Regions from separate parts of the Homo sapiens genome. Here region 1 is linked to region 2. Evidence: chromatin loops called from intact Hi-C (ENCODE). Cell type or tissue: IMR-90. All regions are shown on one strand. Each heading gives the region's core, and the rest is flanking DNA. Links, peaks and the distances in the headings are about the cores only. Region 1 overlaps MME (membrane metalloendopeptidase). Region 2 overlaps LINC01487 (long intergenic non-protein coding RNA 1487).

The links. A loop is a pair of places that touch in the nucleus more often than their neighbours do. Peaks named below come from ENCODE experiments on the same cell type or tissue, not always from the same donor. Only the 100,000 strongest peaks of a DNase experiment are listed, where the experiment ranks them.
Region 1: a loop joins it to region 2, with 3 times the contacts of the local background. A loop is called at or near these places in 1 of 110 quality-filtered maps.

What each region holds. Positions count from the first base shown.
Region 1 is chr3:155,086,516-155,090,917 of GRCh38, reverse strand. All of the region lies in intron 3 of MME (membrane metalloendopeptidase), which reads right to left. Among named protein-coding and RNA genes, the nearest start is that of MME, 8.4 kb to the right of the region's middle. In IMR-90, for the core only: no CTCF peak of the experiment used is centred there; a DNase peak (open chromatin) is centred at 1,727; H3K27ac peaks cover 577 bases.
Region 2 is chr3:155,241,444-155,245,845 of GRCh38, reverse strand. LINC01487 (long intergenic non-protein coding RNA 1487) reads right to left here. Exons shown (of 3, transcript NR_125399.1): 2 at 4,221-4,368; 3 at 2,722-2,945. Among named protein-coding and RNA genes, the nearest start is that of LINC01487, 2.7 kb to the right of the region's middle. In IMR-90, for the core only: no CTCF peak of the experiment used is centred there; DNase peaks (open chromatin) are centred at 2,205, 3,275 and 4,075; H3K27ac peaks cover 440 bases.

The DNA.
Region 1 (4,402 bases), core at 165-4,164, 150 kb after region 2:
AGCCAGGAGAAGGCTAGCTGTTGCCAAGATGCATCACCTAGGGCATCACCATGATCTGGCCCTTGCAGACATTTGCAAGCTTCATTTCAGTTCCAGGGTCATAGCTCAAAGCACACAAATCTGATTAAATCAGTATGTGCGTACAGTAGTCTCCCCCATATCTGTGGTTTCACTTTCCATGGTTTGTTACCCATGGTCAACTACAGTCCAATATATTAAATAGAAAATTCCAGAAACAGACAACTCATATGTCTTAAATCACGCACCATTCTGAGTAGCATGATGAAAGTCACGAAGGAGCCTTCTCCATTATTATCATATCAACTGTTGCAGGATGATGGTGTTTGTGTTCAAGTAACCCTATTTTACTTAATAATGGCCCCAAACCATAAGAATAGTGATGCTGGAATAATATTATAATCGTTTTATTTTTTATTAATTATTGTTATTAATCTTTGTCTAATTTATAAATTAAACTTTATCATAGGTATGTATACAGAAAAAATATAGCATATATAGGGTTCAGTCCAGTGTCAGACATCCACTGAGGTCTTGGGGGATCCTCAGAGGATAAGAAGGGGACCGCTGTGCATTATCTCACCATGATGAAAATATCTTTCAAGTAACAGAATGCCACCTCTCCTTGTATTAATAATTAAGTAATCATCAAAAGTTTTCTTGGTATGTGCAGAATTAAAATAAAAGGAGTGGACAGTTCTGAGAGGTGTTTCATCCAGGTCTTGATGTTCCACAAGCCTGTCTGTCAAGGCTGCCATCGACAAATATGCAGTGTACAACCTGCATGACTATACAGGTGGAGGTGGTCCCACTTTCTCTTGTAAACTGTATTGATCACGTCTTAGCTTGGCTTCTCTGGCCTCTGGATAATTTAGGACCACACTTCTAACATATGCTTCTGCAGACCCCTCAATTCTCTGTTGTCTTTTTCTTTTTTTTGGAGATAGAGTCTTGCGCTGTCTTCCAGGCTGGAGTGCAGTCGTGCAATCTTGGCTCGCTTCAACCTCTGCCTCCTGGGTTCAAGCAATTCTCCTCCCTCTGGGATTATAGGCGCGTGCTACCATGCCTGGATTTTTGTATTTTTAGCAGAGATGGGGTTTCACCATGTAGGCCAGGCTGGTCTTCAACTCCCGACCTCAAGTGATCCACCCGCCTTGGCCTCCCAAAGTGCTGGGATTACAGGCATGTTGCCATATAAGGCAACATATTCAGAGGCTCTGGGAATTGGGTGTGAATATCTTTGAGAGGCCATTATCCTGCCTACCGTTAAGAGGGAAGCATTGATAACATCTTGAGACCGTTTAAACCAGTGGTACCCAGTCATAAGTGACCGTGCTGCCTGCAGGGGACATTTAGTAATGGCTAGAGACATTTTTTGGTTGTCACAACTAGGAGAGGACTGCTACTGGACATCTAGTTGGTAGAGGCCAGGGATGCTACTAAATATCCTATAATACACAGAATAGCATCCACAACGAAGAATTATCTAGCACAAAAATATCAATAGTGATTGAGTTGAGAAACCCTGATTTAAAGCACAAGATTCCTTGAAATCTAAGTTAGGGAGGTTACAATGCAATGGAAATCAGTTTCAGGATTCAGACTTACACGGAAAAGTCTGCAAAATCACATACAAGTTTTATAACTCTAAGTTTTTGATGACCTTATAGGGTAAATAAGCGATGAATAATACTTTGAAGCATTTTGATCCCTGCCTTAAGTTGTTATTTCTTAAGTGGTATTTGTTTTACTTTAGGTCTGGTGTAATCTTTCATACTGATGCATTACACATATAGGCAAGTTAATTTAAAGTATACATAAACATCATTTTATGTACATCATAAATATTTAAATCCTAGATGCTCAGATTTTAAATATGTAACACCAAACAGATTTGAAACAGCCTTCTGCAATATTTTACTTCTGTCTTGGTATGGCTTGACTTCTGTATTCCTTGACTTCAAAGAATCAAAGATAAGTACATTTGCTATGACATTCCCTTCCACTGGAAGAAAGGTTCAAGTTGGGGCCATCTTTCATATAATGTAAGCACCCTGAGTGTCAATACTTGCTTTTCCCATTCTCAAGAATTTCTGAGCTCAGGTTTGAACCCACCCACTCTCTTAAAGTGACCTATAGACTTGCTGGTAAGATATTTTATATTTTTTCAACATCTCTCTTTTCATATTTCTTTCTTTTCTTTTTTTTTTTTTTTTGAGATGGAGTTTCAGTCTTGTTGCCCAGGCTGTAGTGCAATGGCGCAATCTCAGCTCACTGCAACCTCCACCTCCTGGGTTCAAGCAATTCTCCTGCCTCAGCCTCCTGAGTAGCTGGAATTACAGGCATGCGCCACCACACCCGGCTAATTTTGTATTTTTAGTAGAGATGGGTTTTCTCCATGTTGGTCAGGCTGGTCTTGAACTCTCGACCTCAGGTGATCTGCCCGCCTCAGCCTCCCAAAGTGCTGGGATTACAGGCGTGAGCCACCGTGCCCAGCCTTCTCTTTTCACATTTCTTTTTCTTTCCATCTACTCTACTCTGGCCACTCTTCTTTAATACTTGCTTTTGTCCAAGATTTCCTCTAGGGTTTTCCTAATTTGCAACAACTTCTAAAAGAAATAGTTGTATTTTTCTGTGGCAGAAAAGATTTCCTAACCAGCAGAAGACTGTGTGTGTGTGTGTGTGTGCGCGCACGAGTGTGTGTGTTTATGAGTATGCAGAGTGTATCCATGAGGGTGTGTGTCATCTTATTTATTCTCCTAGGAAGAATAGTAACTACCAATGTGAACAAGTATTCTAATGGCTTGTGAACCAACAGAGCAGAATGAAGAAAAATATACAGCTATACAGCAACCTTGTTTACCACTGAAGTTATTTCTATTGTATACATTTCTCTGCCAAGATACATCCTGCAAGGTGTTTTACATTTGGTTTGATTTCTAAGCTACAATTAAAGGATACAGGTTAAATACATTTTAGTGAGTTGAGACTTGCCAAACACTATTTAAAAATCCTATCTCTAAACATTAAGTCACATTTAAGATTCCAGATTCTGAATGTCACATTGCTCCTTGGGAGGAAAAACCTGCCTAGATCTCTGAGGCAAAATCACTTGTCGTTTATAGAAATACACCTACCTAGTCAAAAAATCCAGTTTCTTCGAAAATAAAATTCAAGGAAAAGAAGAGAAAAAGGAAAAATAGTGAGAGAAGAGAGAATCTATAGATTAAGATACCAAAGAGACATGTCAAGTGTATTAAAGACAGAGGAATTAACCCTTAGTAGTCAATATGTAAGTGGAAGTTTCCCGAAACAGGACAGCCTGAGCATATAATAGGGTAGCTGGTAGAGAGAGGAAGCATAGGAGGATCTGGGGAGGAAGTAAACGTTAACTTTGACAACTTGGGCACATGCTGACTTTTGCACATGACCACGGAGATCCCCCAGCCAAGGTACCTGTGCAGCCATTTCCCTGGGGAATAAAGAAACTTCGTTTTTGGGAAAAACTTACTATGTCGAGCAGCAAATGGCTAACATCTAAATCAAGTCTCCCTCACGCTCCCCACATCACATCTCAGGGTGTCTAGTCATTGCTCTTGTGACCCAGAGCAAAAAAATCCATCAAAAAACGATACAAAAAAAAAAAAAAACCAAAGGGCACAGATTCAGGATATTAGACTATAACCTAGAATTGCCAGATATTTTCCCGTCATTTTTTTGCAAAGTTCAGTGAATAACAAAAATCCAAGTAAAGAATATCCAAGACTGGGTGCAGTGGCTCATGCCTGTAATCCCAGCACTTTGGGAAGACAAGTAGGAGGACTGCTTGATCTCAGGAGTTCAAGACCAAGCTTGGGCAACATAGTGAGACCCTGTCTCTACAAAAAAAAAAAACAAAAAAAAACAAAAAAAACAAAAAACCCACAACCTAGCCAGGAATGGTGGCAGGTGCCTATAGTCCCAGCTACTCAGGAGGCTCAGGCAGGAGGATGCCTTGAGCCCAGGAGATCAAGGCTGCAGTAAGCTGTGATCACAATACTGCACTCCAGCCTGGGTGACAGAGCAAGATCCTGCCTCAAATAAATAAATAAATAAAATTAAAAATATCCAGCAGAAAATGGTTAAAATTATTTGGAACAGTTTATTTATTTCTTATAAGACACATAGATGTTAGAAAGGAGGTTTAGAATCTCTTGTTAAAGGACACAAATATTGTGTTCATATCCCAGGTGCTGCCCTCAGCTACCACCTTCCTTTTTCTTGAAGAAAGAAGAAATACTCCCATTTTCACCACACTCCAATTGATGGGATTTATATAGCTTCATACACTTCTCTGTTTTCTGCTCTGACTTATTTTTCTTCTCTTCTAATCATTGATGTTGTT
Region 2 (4,402 bases), core at 137-4,136:
GAGAGCCAATCCTGGGAACCCCAAAATCAATTCAGAAAAACAGAAAAGAAATTCTGTTTCTTTAAGAACCACCATCAGTACCAAAGTCTGTATCAGTCAGTGTTCTCTAGAGAACAGAATCAATAGGATATGTGTACATACACACACCACACACACACACACACACACACACACACATTATGGAAGTTTGCTCACAAGATTATGGAGGCTGAGAAATCCCATGATATGCCATCTACAAGCTGGTGAACGAGGAAAGCCAATGGTGTAATGTACTCCAAGTCTGAAGGCCTGAGAGCCAGGGGAATTGATAGTTTACCTCCCAGTTCAAGGCTGAAGGACCGAGAACCAGGAGGGTTAGGGAAAGGCCTGAAAATCAAGAAAGGAGGTACCAGTGTAAATCTTGGAGTCCAAAGGCCCAAGAACCAGGGGCACTGATGTCTGAGGGCAAGAGAAGTTGGATGTCCCAGCTCAAGGAAGGGAGGGGCGGGGTAGAGAGAAAATTAGCTCTTTCTCTACCTTTCTGTTATATTCAGACTCTTAATGGATTAGATGATGCCTGACACATCCATCCAAAGAGGATGGATCTTCTTTATTCAGTCTACTTATTAAAATGCTAAAGTCTTCCAGAAACAACCTCACAGACATACCCAGAAATAATGTTTTGCCAGCGATGTGGGCACCCCTTGATCTAGTTAAGTTGGCACATAAAATTAATCATTAGAGTCTGTCAAGTACCTTCCAGGCGCATGTGTGTGTGTGTGTCTGTGTGTGTGTGTGTGTGTGTGTGTGTGTATGTGTGAGAGAGAGAGAGAAAGAGAGAGAAAGAGAAAGGGAGAGAGAGAAATATATGCTAATCTCAAGGGAAATCAGATGACTCCTCAATGTTGGTTGGCATATGCATGATTCTACTAGAAATCATTCTGCCATGAGGAATGAGATGAGTAGCATGAGAAGGCTCTGCCGCATTTGACAAGCGCAAATGATGCCTTTCCAGATCTGTTTTCTTAAGCCAGAAGATTATATAAACACTTAAGAATTTTAGAATTTCCATACCAGTTTGACAGCCTAATATTCTCATTTCACAAAGGTGAAATGACAATGCCACGGAAACTGATGAATAGGTTTTAAAATAGAATGAAGCTTTTATAACTCTCTATAAGATATTGGCTTGAATCTCCTTCCATTTTATTTAGAGATAAAGATTCACCGCTAAAGCTAAGTGTACTCTTGATTCAACAAAAATCTACAGACATAATTCTGTTGTATGGGATACTCACTTTCTGTTTTATACAAAAAAAGTCTGTAAGTGTCAAAGAAAATTTTCTTAAATCAGTTGGTATACATCTAATTTTATGGCCATCTGCCTTTGAAAAAAGTGGGCCAATGCTTTACTGATTTGCAAATGTGCAAAAATATAGAGATCACCGTTGGCTCTGTGCCATGCAGCTGGTCTATGTACATGTAACCTTGGGATTTCACTGTTACTGTGATGAGTTGGTTGAATGAATGAAACTGTTGGGGTTTTATTTAAGAATCTATTTTTATTTGCTGCTCATATTTCTAGCTTGCATTAACCAGGTTGAAAAAAATGAACCAGTGGACCAAATAGAATAATTACAAATACAAATGAGGTTTTGATGCAGACATTTCCTGATTTAGTTTCATGAGATGTTAATTAATTACTGAGTGGCAAAAAGGGCTTCATGGTCAAATAAGTTTGGGAAAAGTTGAGCTTAGTAAAGTTAAACAGATTTCTTTACTGAAAGATTACTCAGAATTTTTAATATGATAATGTGCTTTGTGAATCACTAAGAAAGGAGATATACATATATATAAATATATAGATAGATAAGGGTGTGTGTGTATGTGTGTTTGTGTGTGTGTGTGTAATCAAACCAAGAAATTTGAGGTACACAATTTGGGAAATACTGGTCTGGAGAAAAGTACTAGTACTGAGAATCGGTGTCTTGGTCTGGCACCTAGTTTGAGTCATTAGCTCGCTGTGGGATCTTATTCAAGTCTTAGCCTCTAAAGGCCTTTTTGTTTTCTCTCTCTCTAAAATTAGGAGATTGAACTATATGACCTTTCAGTCCTTTTGCAGTTCTAAGAAACAAGTCCTGTTTTACAGAAGGATATTACTAACCTTGTTGACATCAACCACAAAATGTATACTAAGTATCACCATCTTTTCTTAAGGTTATATTATGAATCCACAAACCATGAGTTTATCTAAACCATTCTTTAACCTGTGACTCAGCATTTTAAAATAACAAATGCTTACTGAGTTTACTTCTTCTGCTAGTTAGATCAAAGCCATTCATATACTTTAACTGGTGTTTCCCAGTTTTTATTTTGTTGGATTTTGCGTGAGCCTACATCAAGGAATCTACTTTGTTTTTGGATGCCACCATAAAGTGGCTCTTCCCTCTGAATTCAAATACCTGAGCTCCCTTAGTCATCTTGAAGTAAATTCTGTTTAGCGCCCTGCAATACTCAATGTCAAACTGAGTAACACTGACCAAAGTAGATAAGAATCCTTGGTAGGTCTCTCCAAATAATTTGCCTTCTTAGGGATATCTGGTTCTAGGGTACAGTCTAAACAATGTCATTTGGTTTGGAGTCCAAGGACAAGATGGCATCTGAATTCATGGAGGCAAAGGCTGTGGTCCCTCAGTATGGACCAACATCTCAGCAGCTGCTGTTTGGATACCACGGCATTACTTTCTAGCATGATAAATTTTTATTGTCATTCTGGTGGCGCAGACAAAATATGGCATTCTTTTTTGTATAATTTTCCCTTTTGCTTAAACATCTCATGGGACATAACTACCATTTAGACAGTCCTTCTTTCCAGTTTATGGAAATAACCAGTGAAGATGAAACAGGTATATATTTTCTTGCCAAATATTGATTAAAATGGATGTTTTAGTTGAGAGAAAAAATACCTGCAAAACATAATACATTTTAGTTTATTTACAGAAATTACCTCAAAAATAAAGTTCAGAAGAATTTTATACCAGGAATCTCAACTTTTTAAAGAAGAAAGGATAGACACGAGTTGAAAAATATTCTTCACAATATTGTATGTCTGGTGAAACTTAACATTTTTAAGAAAAATGGCATGAATAAAACAATGGTATTAGTCTTCTTTTTTTTTTTGAAAAACATATACACATTTGTGATTTGGAGAGAACCAGTTTTTGGTAGACCAGTGGGCATGGGTACTTAGCAAATGCCTGTGCTATTGCTCCAACTATTCTGATTCATTCTAAGTGAGAGCCAAGCATATGGTCTGGTTTATGTGTCATGGTTCCTTCTTTTTAGCATTCACTCTCATCTATACCCTTTCCTAAGGGAGAGAAATATGCTAATGTTAAGGGAACTCACATAACTCCTTAATGTTGGTTGGCATAGGCATGATTCTACTAGAAATCATTCTGCCATGAAGGCTGAGATGAGTAGTATCAGTGCACCCAATGAAGGGCTCTGACACATTTGACAAAAGCAAATGTTCTCTCCAAATCATACATGTGAATATGTTTTTCCAAAAAAGGAGTACTAATACCATTGTTTTATTCATGCCATTTTTTCTTAAAAGTGCTAAGTTTTTCCAGACATACGATACTATGGAGAAGATTTTTCAACTCTTGTCTATTCTTTCTTCTTTAAAAAGTTGAGATTCCTGGTGTGAAATTCTCTTGAGCTTCATTTTTGAGGTAATTTCTGTAAATCAACTAAAATGTATTATGTTTTGCAGATAATTTCGTTTTCTAAGGAAACCAACAATGCATTTAATCAAAAGCAAATATTTCTTCTGCTGCTTTTTGTTGGACCCATGCAGCATAATTTGAAAAGAATGACTAGCTGTGTTAAAGAAAAAGAAAAATTATATTAATAAAATGCTCTTTTTCTACATTGGCCCCACAATGATTACGTTGTCTGGGTCAATCTGTCGGGTAATTATTACTTTATATCCTTCTCAGGATAGTTTCCATATGTTCCCTTTTGCCTCAGAGCAATATCCTAATCTGCTGGCATGCTGTTTCATCAGGAAAGCATGCTTGGCTTCTCATAGGATCAAATGCAATGATTCCTTTTCTGGGACTAATGACCGCCAAGTGTCCTGGGAACAGGCTAACTGTGGCCTGATCTGTTCAGGCCAGGCCCGTCTTAGAACCAAGCAATTATTCATTGTCCTTATGTAGTGTTCAGGCACTTACAGTTTCTCTGTTTATTCTTCTCAATATCTCTTCCCTGATTGATGCATAGGACCTCTAGCTCGGGCTTTCCTCTTAGTTTAGAAGTTGAATACCATGGAGTAAGAGGGGTGGGTGGGTGAGTTGCAGGAGACCTTAGAGGCAGTGCTAACTTTTGACAAAACAGTGAAGTAGTTGAACAGAAG